2 separate regions of the Mus musculus genome follow, and region 1 is linked to region 2. Evidence: chromatin loops called from intact Hi-C (ENCODE). Cell type or tissue: heart. All regions are shown on one strand. Each heading gives the region's core, and the rest is flanking DNA. Links, peaks and the distances in the headings are about the cores only.

Region 1 (5,363 bases), core at 147-5,146, 190 kb before region 2:
CGTCTTTTCAGGTGCGATAGCACCACCTGGCGGCCTCCACTGCTGGGTTGAAGCCCCGCCTCCATGATGAAAAATCTTACCCTGGGCGCAGTTCCGCTGGCGCCCGGCAGGCGGCGCGCACACCCTGCGGCGCGAGTCGGATGCCTTTCAAGTTGCCAGAATTGTATCTTGTGAATTAGGAGACCTGTCATAAGGAGACCTGTCATTATGTCATTATGCTTGCCACCTGGACCCTTGGCTAAATATATCCCTGCCATAAAAAAGGGACCAGCAGATTTAGGCTTTTGTCTTTGAAGATTCTATCAAAAAATACTAAGAACAGTATTTTAGGGGTCAGCAACAAGGTTCAGAAGGTAAAGGCACTTGCTGACAAGCTTGGCGTCCTGAGAATCTTGGCATCCCAGAATACACATAAAGGTGGAAGGAGAAAGCCGACTCCACTAAGTTTTCCTAGGACCTCTATGCGTGAGCTGCTGAAGCCCTTCTGGTCTCGGTCTCTTTCTCTCTCTCTCTCTCTCTCTCTCTCTCTCTCTCTCTCTCACACACACACAGACACGAGAGAGAGAGAGAGAGAGAGAGAGAGAGAATGGGAATGTATGTTGCTTTCATTATCTTGGCAGAATGTTTTGGGGGGTTGCCCAAGTTTACAGGGGACACACAAGATGATTAGAGGGAGAAAGATCTGCTAGTAGCCCGTTTGATGCTGGAGAAGAATGCTGGTGTGCAGGCCCAGCTCCACCCCGGGGCCACACCCCAACACATCAAGGTGTCTAAAGTTTGAAGGCGCAGTTCGCTGCCACCTGCAACTTTCTTAGCCTTGCAGGCTAAGGTTCCAAGCAACTGCTGCAGTCTCAGATTCTAGGGAGGATTCCGGGAACTTGGATTGGCCGGAGCCACCCCATCTCTCCAGACACTCACACAAGTGGCTTTCAAGGGGCAGACTGCTCAAGATCCCCACAACAGTCTAACAAGGGACCTGAGCACCACCTATGGGGAACTAGTCGAGGTCGGGGGTTGCCCTGAGCACTGGCGTTACCCACTAGAATCGTCTCAACTTCTAGCTGAGCTCACATCATGCCTCGGTTTCCCAGCCTGCAAAATGGGACCTCAGAATCCAGTACTCTCCCGAGACGAACTGGGTAGACCGAGGCAGGGGCTTCACTGAGTTGGTTAAAGGATGGCCCTCCTTTCCCTCGCTCCTAGGTACGGTCGTCACGGTTCCTCGCATTTCCTCGAACGCGCGCGCAGCCCAACCCGGTGCTTTTGCGCACGCAGCGCCCTCACACCCCAGCGTCCCAGCCCCCGCAGATCTAGCCTAGCCGGGGGTTTTTAAGCCCATTTCAGAGACGTGGAGCCTCAGGCCCGGAAGGTTAGGGTAGCATAGTGGGCGGAGGTTCCAGCTCCAAGCTTGGCTTATCCATCTTGCGTTCCGGGTGAAACCAGGAAACGGCCGGGGGCCCAGGTGACTTTCCGCTCAGAGGTGGGGCGAGGAACCCTTTTTAACTCTTCGGGATTCCCGCGATGGGGCTCTCGCAGCCCCGCCCTCCCGCTCGCGGCCTCTGCGCCGTGGGCTGCGGCGTGCACTTTGCGCACGGTCCCTAAGATGGGGGCGGAGCGTCCCTCAGTCCGGTTCCCCCTTCCTTTTATTATTTATTATCATTTAAAGGGGCCGCGACCTGAAGTTTTCCGTCCACTCTGTGGCGGCTCTCCGGCTCCCCTCCACCTCCTCCCACCGTGGACGTCCTCAGATTGAGTTGGAGAAGGGGGACCCCGGTGTGGTGTCCTGGGAAAGCTTGGAAAGGGGGACCCTGGAGAGACACCCACCACCTCCTCCTGCGTCCCCGGGGCTGCTGAATCACCGGCGAGGTATTTGCATCTGAGAGCAATTTGTCACACGGCGATTCGTCTGCTGGGTGGGGGAGGGGCGGGGCGGGGGGCCCGGTCGCGCGCGGAGACCTCGTCCCTATCCGATCCAGACGGATGGAGATGTAGACGCGGCCTGGAGACTCGGTGAGGCGGGTGACCCCGAAGCCAGGAGCGTGCACTGGGCACCAGGGGGAGGCCAAGGGGGAGAGAGGCCACCGGAGGCCACCAGCAGGCTGGACTCTGGGCTGGGCTCCGGGCACCGGGGCATGCGCCCCCCGGGCCACCCCGGGCGGTAAGGCCTTTTGCAGCGCGGCTCTAGCGATCTCTCCTAAAGGTGGCAGCGTAGGGCACCCTGGAAACCGACAATTGCGGGGTCTCCAAAGTTAGGCAAAGACGCGCGCGTAGAGGGGTGCAGGGCTGAGTATGCGACTTGACGGATCAGAGTTGGGGTGGCTGTTGCGGTTGTAGATCTTGGAGACCTTCATCCGGTACACGAGTGCGCGGGGGTCGCGAGTGCGCGCTGTCCCCTGGCGGAAGGAAACGGACCCGGGGTGTGTGTGTCTGTGTATGTGCGCGCGCGCAGAGGACTGGGGGCTGCGCTCTGGGAACATGGTTTTGCTTTTTCTTATTAATTAAAAAAGATGTTTGGAGATAGGATCTTACTGTGTAGTACGGGCTGACTTAGAACTCGAGTTAAAGCTCAGACTAGCCTGAAACTCGAGGCCATCCCCCTGCCGCAGCTTTCCTTCCCAAGTGCTTGGGAAAATCCCAGGCCGGGCGCGCCACCACGCCCCGGTACCTACAGTTCTTTTTCTCTTCCAAACCTGTGTCCAGCGGGGTCCGCCCATCTCCCCCCCCCCATTTCGTTCCCTAGCTCCAGTGTACTACTGGGACTGGGGTCTCCACTTGCCCCGCGGGGTGCGCCCATCCAGATCCCTCCGGTAGGGTCCCCTGCCCCCCCCCCCCCGACACAAAAGAGGGAGCAGGAAGCGCGGAGTGCGCGCGTGTGTGTCAACTCGCAGCGGGTTTGTCAAATATCTTCCGTTTTTTACGACTTGGGCAGCAGGGTCACCCCCCCTCCCCAGCTCGCTCTTTCCAAGAAGCCTTTGAAATACCGACTCCACTGGGGGGGTTGTTTGTTTGTTTTTTTGTTGTTGTTTTACATTTGTCCTCTGACTGGGGTGTGTTTTTGCACACGTCTCCTGGGGGGGCACAGTGCCTTCTTTCCCAGCCCCCTCCCCAGCTCCTGCCCTTCCCCCTCCACCTCCCTTGGAGGAGAGAGGGGCCCCTTTCGCCACCCTCGGGCCCTGGCCTTGCACAACTCCAAATAACCGTGTTTTGCAAGGCCTGGCCGAGCTAGTGACCTCTCTCTCTCTCTCTCTCTCTCTCTCTCTCTCTCTCTCTCTCTCTCTCTCTCTCTCTCTTCCCTCTCTCCCTCTCCCCCTCCCTCTCTCCCTCCCTCCCTCCCTCCTTCCCTCCCTCTCTCTCTCTCTCTCTCTCTCTCTCTCTCTCTCTCTCTCTCTCTCTCTCTCTCTCTCTGACCTGAGGCTTGGAGGTGGTGGGGGGACTAGGGTGTGGCTCTGGGTCTCTTCCCCACTGCAGCCAGATCCCCCTTCCACAAACACCAGCTACCAGTTCCTAGTAGATCTTTCTGAGAATGCCATAAATTGAGGGTGGGGGCCAAGGACAAAGGGCTGGGGGAGGGGTCTATAAGGATGGGCAACGTTGGCTCAGGGTACCGGTACCTCTAGAGGGTGGGGGATGTCCAGGCCTGACCTAGGGGCAGCTTTGGGGTTTCCATCTGTGTCCCTCCAGGGCTACCAGCCCCACCAGTGGAGGCCTACCCTGTTCCCCTCCCCCACCCTCCACCAGGAAGGGTCATTAAACCAAACAGACCTGGGTGGGGGGACGGGAGGCTGGGAGAGGGGCTTCCTCTAGCTTTTTCCTCATGCCTTCCCCCACCCCACCCTCAAAGAGGGGGCGTCGCTTTCAGCATTTCCGTGGGGGGGGGGTTTGTGCTCAGCGGGGTGGGGGAAGGGCGATGGATCAAGCCAGATAGTGTCCAGAAATGTCCCCTCCAGCAGTTCTTGAGTCTGGTGGACCAGGGTGACCAGCAGCCACAGGGTGTGGAGGGACTGAGTGTTGAGGCCACTCATGTGTCCAGGCCTCCAAGGTTTCTCTTTCTTGGGAAGCCTAGGCTGAAAGGGGTGACCCTTGGCATTCTTTTCCTTTGGGGCCACCCACCTGCCAGAATTCTGCTGAAAGTGTGGGGTTTGGGGTGACCCCAAAGGAAAAGGAAGGGGTCTAGGGAAGGGGACATTAGACGTCCTCATTCTCCTTGAAGATCTAGAGAGTCCTGAACTGCAGAGGTCTCCTTAGGCAGGGGAGCAGATGACCAGGATGTCTGTTGAAAACAACAGCCAGGAGTTGTCTGCCTTCTTCACACACTGGGTTGTTGGGGTCACTCCCAGGGGTTCTGTACGCAAAGACTTTTGAGGTTCAGGCTAGACAGAGGATGGCCTGTCAGATTTTCTGTCTGCAAGGTGGACTAAACTCTCCCCTTGAGCCATGGTCCCTTGATTTCAGGCCATTTGAGTGTTGCTGGGCACTGTCCACTCTCTTATTGGTGGCTTATGGGGGGGGGGAGTGTCGAGTTATGGCCTGGAGCCAGGTGGGACCTGGATCCTGGTGCTGGCTGAAAGGACACCAGGGCTTCTGGCAGGGACACATGCTGTATTCTGGGACATTTCCCTCCTTGGAGCTTTATAACCTAGTGACGGCAGACTGTGCCCTCTGCAAAGCCTTGAGCAGCACTGGACACTCGGGTGATGCCTGCATGGTGCGCTGCTGTTCCCGAGTGTGACACACGGTGGGCACTTGTACCACACTAGTGGCACACCAAGGCCCTAAGGCCAGCTGAGGGACATCTGAGAAGGCAACATGTGAATGGGCACACATGTCTAGGGCTCCTAGACGGCGACTGTGTAATCTTGGCCAGGGGTCCCAGGGCCTCTCGGGGCCAAGCAACATCTAGAACTTAGAACCAGAATCCAGAACCCAGAGGGACTGTGGAGTCTAGAAGAGGGGGGTACGACCAATAAGAAAGCAAGAACACCAGGCCCCTCCCCCACAGCTCTTCTTATGGGACAATCACCCAAGGTGTCCCTGGTGGACCTGACCAGAGGGGACCCAGAGATTCCCTTAGTGTCCACTGCAGTGATCCTGGTCCCGAGGAACCTGCAGACCGGCAGATGGGGGTGCCAGCCCTGAGCAGGTGTGACCAATTCTCCCATCAGCTTTTGCTGTAGCCTTCTGGGGAAGGATGTGTCACTGGGGCGCAGGTGGAGTCTGACCTCATCTCTTGCTGTGTTCCCCCAGGAGTCTGCAGGTGCTTGAATGAGCCCAACACCAGTCTCTGCCCCTGGGTGCCTGACGTAACAAGGATCCCACTGGTGGCTCCTGGCATGCCCCACTAGCCTTCAGCCTGAGTTGGCAGC
Region 2 (5,363 bases), core at 129-5,128:
ACTAAGACAGGGAGAGCTCCGAGTTCAAGGTCAGCCTGGGAAAAAACAAGTCCCAGATCCAGGCCGGGTGGTACACACCTTTAATCTGGGCCACACCTTCTGATAGAGACCTACAAGGACATTGGAAGAAGGAAGACTCCCTCTTCTTTGCCAGCACAGCTGTTGGAATCTACTGGCCTGTGGGACCGAGCAACTGTTAGATCTTTGGACTTCATTCACAGCTGACTGTAGTTGGAAAGTTGGACTGCAGACTGTAAGTCATCATCACAAATTCCCTTACTGTATAGACACTATCCATAAGTTGAGTGACTCTAGGGAACCCTGACTAATACAGAGATGGTAGCACTATGTAGCCCAAGCTGGCCTGGAACTCACTACGTAGTTGAGGGTGAACTCTTTCCTGCCACCGCCTGAGCCTCCTGTAAGTGTGACGTATGTGGCAGCAGGGATGGAAACAGCCTGGCTGCAGGCTTCATCTTTAGTCTGAAGTTTTCCCTCCTGGTGGCTTCTACCCCACCCCCCACCCCAGGCACCATTCCCATTGTGCTTCTATGGTCTGGAATCTGCGGCCTCTCAGGGATAATTCATGTTATTGAAGTGGTACTGAGTTCCCAAATTTACAAAGTAGCTGCTCTACTGGAAGTCACAGTTTTGGTTCTCAGCACTCTCACATGCCTGGTCACAACTATTTGCAACACCATTTCCAAGGTATCTGAGGCCTCAGTGGGGTCCTGAATGTGACAGACATACACACAGGTAAATATGATAAATCTCTAAATACTTCTAACTATATCTCTGACCCAGAGTTCTCACCAGAGTGATAACTCTTCCCGTCAGAGAATTCAGGGTAATGTCTTGGGGACATGAGAGGCTGTCACACTGGGGGAGCTCAGGTACAGATCGGGTAGAAACAGAATGTTGTCTATTGCCCCTGACTCTTTCTGGATCTGTCCTTGGAGTCTGTCAGGGGAAGGGTGGAGGTGGAGGAGGAGACTTCCTTATCACTGCCATAGTTTAAGGCAATGTCAGAGCAATGAAATGGAGGTGAAACTCCAGAGTCTCCCTGTGTGATGTGGGTGCTGGCCAGCAAACCTGTGTGCTCAGGAGAGCAGCCAGTGCTCTTCACCCCTGACCTGTCCCTCCATCCAGCCTGACTCTGTTTGTCTAGTCTGTGTTTTCCCTGGATTTCTGTCTTCACGTCTGTTTCTCTGATCTTTTTTCTTAATTTATGTGCTTGCATAAGTCAGTTCTCTCCTCCTTTTAAGTCCTGAAGGCTGAACACATGTAGAGCAAGCACTTTTCCCACCTTTCCTGGAGTCTAGGTCTCTCCCTCCCCCAGGACTCTCCTGGCAGTACACCCCGCCCCCTAGTGGCCTCGGAGGGAACCATAGACTCACGGATCTATGGACCTTGTAACCGGCCTGTGCGTAAACTTGTGTGTAGAGGGAGTCAGGCAGGGTGAGCACTCGTCCCTCAATCATACTCCAACCCTTATTTTTTATTCGTGCAGTTAAAAAAGGGCACAGATAAAAATAATTAGATTAACCACCCAAAAACACTGCAGCAGGTGAGTTGAGGCCAGCGGCGACGTCTTACCCAGCCACCTTTTTTGATAACTGTTATTTAAAATTCTGTGTTGTGTGTGTGCGCGCGCGCGCCTACCACGGAGTCCCTAGGTTCAGAGACAGCCTGAGGGAGGCATTTCACTCTAGCCACCTTGTGAACTTACGGGGATCGAACTCATGAAGTCAGATTTGACGTCAATCGCCCGCAACCTCTGAGCCATCTCACCAGCCCAGCTGCTCTTATTTTGCACAGGAAACGCTCCTCTCTATGCCATGGATCTCAGAGGCGCTACATTAAGGCTTCAGGTTCGGGAGTGTCGACTTTGGGCTACTTTTTGACCTTTGACCCCTCCCCCAAGGCCGTTAAGAGCAAGCCTGGGCTGGATCTCTTTAGGGATCCACGAGCCTCTCTCTCCACCCTCCCCCATGCCTCCAGTCGCGGCCGTTCCCCGGAGGACGTTGACGCGCGTGAACTCTAACCGGAGGCCCGAAACTCCGAGGTCACCACAGCCAGCCCAGAGGTTTCGCTGGCCCGTCGCGCTTGCTGACGGGCGTCTGCGACAGCCACTGGCAAATAAAGTCCCGCCCCCACACACCAGGGCCAACCACTGAGGGGCGGGGCTTGAAGCCACAGCCCACGGCCGCTCCCTTACAGTCGCTTGCTTACTCCCATTGACGGGCGTCTCAGACAACCAATGAGAATTTAGATCACGCCTTCTCAGATGGAACCCGAACTGTCCAATGTCAGCTCGGGCGCCCACCTAGATCCAAATAGCCCAATCCTCGTTGGCGATTGAGGCGGGTCCGAAAGGTGGGGCCTAAAGCTACAGCCAACTGCCGCGCACGTCGGCTCCGCGAGGGGGCGTGTCCACCGTTGCGACGTGCGACGACGGCGCGGCGCAGGGCGGTAAACAAGATGGCGGCGGCGTGTCGGTCTAGGAAAGGGGAGGCGGCTCACGGCGTCCGCGAGTGAGGCGCGAGTCGCCGAGGGCGGCGCCGGCGTGGAGTTGTCTCTCGCGGGCAGCATCTTTCTGCCTGGAGTTCGATTCCCCCCTCGCCGCTCCGGCCTCCTGCCTGTCGCGCGGCGGCTAGGCGGCGAGGGGGACGCGCCGCCTGGGGTGGTTTTTTTCCCCCCTCGGTCCCCGGAAGATTTCCTGTCCGGATTTCGTGTCCGCGACTTGCGGGTGTCCCGGTGTCCCGCGTCCGGGTGGAGTCTGCGCCCCGAGAAGTCGTAGAACTAAGGGGCCGCGCGCGGCTTCGGCGCGGGCCGGACATGGACGGCGCGGACCGGCCTCGACGCGGCCGCCTGGGCCCCTGAGCGCGGGGCCCAAGTGGCGAACATGACCTAGCGGCCCGCGCGCCGCGACGGCGGACCGTCGCCTCCGTCGGAAGCAGCGTCCCCGGGGACCCGAATTGGGGGGACGCGAGGGTTGGGGGGGCTCATTGCTTTTTTTTTTTTCATTCTTATTTTCATTTTTTTTCTCCCTGAGCACCTAGAAGAAAAGGGGAAAATCAAAAGTGAAGAATTGGCGCCCAGGAAGCGGACGTGGACCCGGTTGTGGGGACCGGGAGAGTTGTGGAGGTCGTTCCTGTTTTTCCCCGTTCCTTTTTTCCCCTTCTTGGAACATTTGGAAGAAGCGGGTGGGGGGGGGGGAATTCGAACTTGAAAAGAATTGGCGCTCCCGAAGGGGACGAGGACAAAGAGTGGGCCAGGATGGACGTGGCGGACCCCGAGCCGTTGGGCCTTTTCTCCGAGGGCGAGCTGATGTCGGTGGGCATGGACACCTTCATCCACCGCATCGACTCCACCGAGGTAATCTACCAGCCGCGCCGCAAACGCGCCAAGCTCATCGGCAAGTACCTGATGGGGGACCTGCTCGGGGAGGGCTCGTACGGCAAGGTGAAGGAGGTGCTGGACTCCGAGACCTTATGCCGCAGGGCGGTCAAGATCCTCAAGAAGAAAAAGCTGCGCAGGATCCCCAATGGAGAGGCCAACGTCAAGAAGTAGGTGCCAAGGGCCTGGGGCCGACGCGGGCGCTGCCTTGAGCTCCTTGGGCAGCCCTTCCTCCTACTTTCTGGCTCTTCTCTTTCCTCTAACCGTTTTCTCTTCTCATTTCCTTCCTCCTTTTTCATCTCTTTCCTTTTACTGCCTTATCTACCCCATCTATCCCTGAGCGTCACCTCGTGGGGTCTGTATGTTAGGGCAGCCTGCAGGACTGTCCTAGCAGGAGGTCGTGCAGCCAACTGCGCCTCCAGCCCCCCTCTTTGGGCCAGGTCCTGGCGCAAGTCGCGCCTGGCTTCTTTGGCGGGCGTTGCCAGGCGGGTGGCTAGTTTGTTTACGCAGCTAGAGGGAACCGGTGGGGCCAAAAATAATGGTGAAGGGGGTGGGGGGGGTAGCCGGCCAGTGCTTGCGCAGGTCCCTGCGGTGTCGTGCGCGTAGTTGGCGTCGTTGGCCCGTGGGGACTCTTTATCGCCTGCTAGGCTTGGCGGAACTTGGAAAACTTCACCTACCGGCTTCCAAGAAGGGGCCTTATCTTTGGGACCAGCACTGGCCACACTCTGCCTAACTGACCTTGCCTCTGGTCCTGTCCCAGGAAAGGCTGGCAGCTTCTTGTTTTTGCCAGCTGGGCACTGCTTTGAGTGGTACGTACAGGAAAGGAAGGTGGACAGATATCCAGGATCAGATGTGTGGACCCAGGGGTGGAGCAGGGCAGGCTGGTGGCCTAGGCTCCTCTCAGGACCTCCTTGGCCTTTTTTGTAGGAGTGGTCTTAGGTCAGTCTTGCACTGGGGAACCTGGGCACCCAGCATCAGGTGTTCCTTCAGAGGCCTGAGCTTGGAAATTCCTGGCTTGAAATCATTGTCTCAAGGTGGAGGTGCCAGAGGTTGCTCACCTCCAGGTGGTGTCTGCTGGTCTCCAAGGCAAGTGGCTTCCTTTGGCTTCAGGGTAATGGTTCTTGGAAGCCCACCATGTCTGGGAGGCTGCCCAGGCCTGCATCCTGGCTTGGGTCAGCTGCAGTCCTTGTAACACATGGCAAGCCTGTGTGCTCTCTCTGCCTGTGACAGAGGGCCCCAGAGCTCTGTCTGCGACTTCCTAGCCCTCACCTGCTGCTTTAGGCTTCCTGCCATCTCAACACCCAGGTTGGGGTGTGGCTTGCAGAGCCAGGCAGGTTCAGCTGAGAGAGATTGGTCCCTAGATCCTGAAGTAAACCCCCCCCCCCATGAATTAGTGATGCTGGACACAGTCAACACTGGAGGTCATCAGGACTGGGGAGCTCCTACACACTAGGGTGATATAAGGAGCCTGCACGGTTCCTCAAGACAGGAGTTGGTCTGGGCAAGTAGACACATGCCTCTCATTGCAGTGCTGGAGAGACTGAGGAAGGAGGATTGCTTCTGTTTCTAGACCAGCTAGGAGTGCATGGGAAAACCTGGTTTTATAAGGGAAACTGGTTGGTAGGGTGAAGGCCCCAGGACCCACAAGGTGAAAGCAGACTCAGTTCTCACAAGTTTGCTCTGACTTCCATGTGTATGCTGTGGCACATGTATATACACACACAAGATAAAAACCAGGAGGAGAAACTGAGGCAAAAGCTGCAGACTGACACACTGCCCTGCAGTAAGGTGCTTGACTGGCAGGATACAAAGCCAGGTATCTCCATGGGAGTGCTGGTGTTCCCCACTTCCTGAGTGGCTCCTGCAGGGCAAAGCCTAGGGCTGCTGCACCTGCTTGTGTGATCCCCACTCAGCCACAGCCTGGAAGGGGCAGCTTGGCGGGCAACAGCTGGTGCGGGCAGAAA

What was found. Hi-C counts contacts between places; a loop is a spot of excess contacts. Peaks named below come from ENCODE experiments on the same cell type or tissue, not always from the same donor. Only the 100,000 strongest peaks of a DNase experiment are listed, where the experiment ranks them.
Region 1: a loop joins it to region 2, with 6 times the contacts of the local background. A loop is called at or near these places in 1 of 42 quality-filtered maps.

Annotation. Positions count from the first base shown.
Region 1 is chr10:79,925,391-79,930,753 of GRCm38, forward strand. It overlaps Arid3a (AT rich interactive domain 3A (BRIGHT-like)), which reads left to right and starts at 1,951. Exons shown (of 9, transcript NM_001288625.1): 1 at 1,951-2,010; 2 at 5,245-5,363. It overlaps Gm40715 (a long non-coding RNA gene), which reads right to left and starts at 1,601. Exons shown (of 2, transcript XR_001779822.2): 1 at 1,072-1,601; 2 at 1-199. In heart, for the core only: CTCF peaks have their summits at 2,185 and 2,386; DNase peaks (open chromatin) are centred at 1,581, 2,091, 2,351, 2,891 and 1 weaker place; H3K4me3 peaks cover 4,648 bases; H3K27ac peaks cover 5,000 bases.
Region 2 is chr10:80,113,339-80,118,701 of GRCm38, forward strand. Stk11 (serine/threonine kinase 11) reads left to right here and starts at 2,457. Exons shown (of 10, transcript NM_011492.5): 1 at 2,457-3,569. The coding sequence starts at 3,280. In heart, for the core only: CTCF peaks have their summits at 2,390 and 3,886; DNase peaks (open chromatin) are centred at 1,383, 2,253, 3,993, 4,548 and 1 weaker place; H3K4me3 peaks cover 4,119 bases; H3K27ac peaks cover 3,697 bases.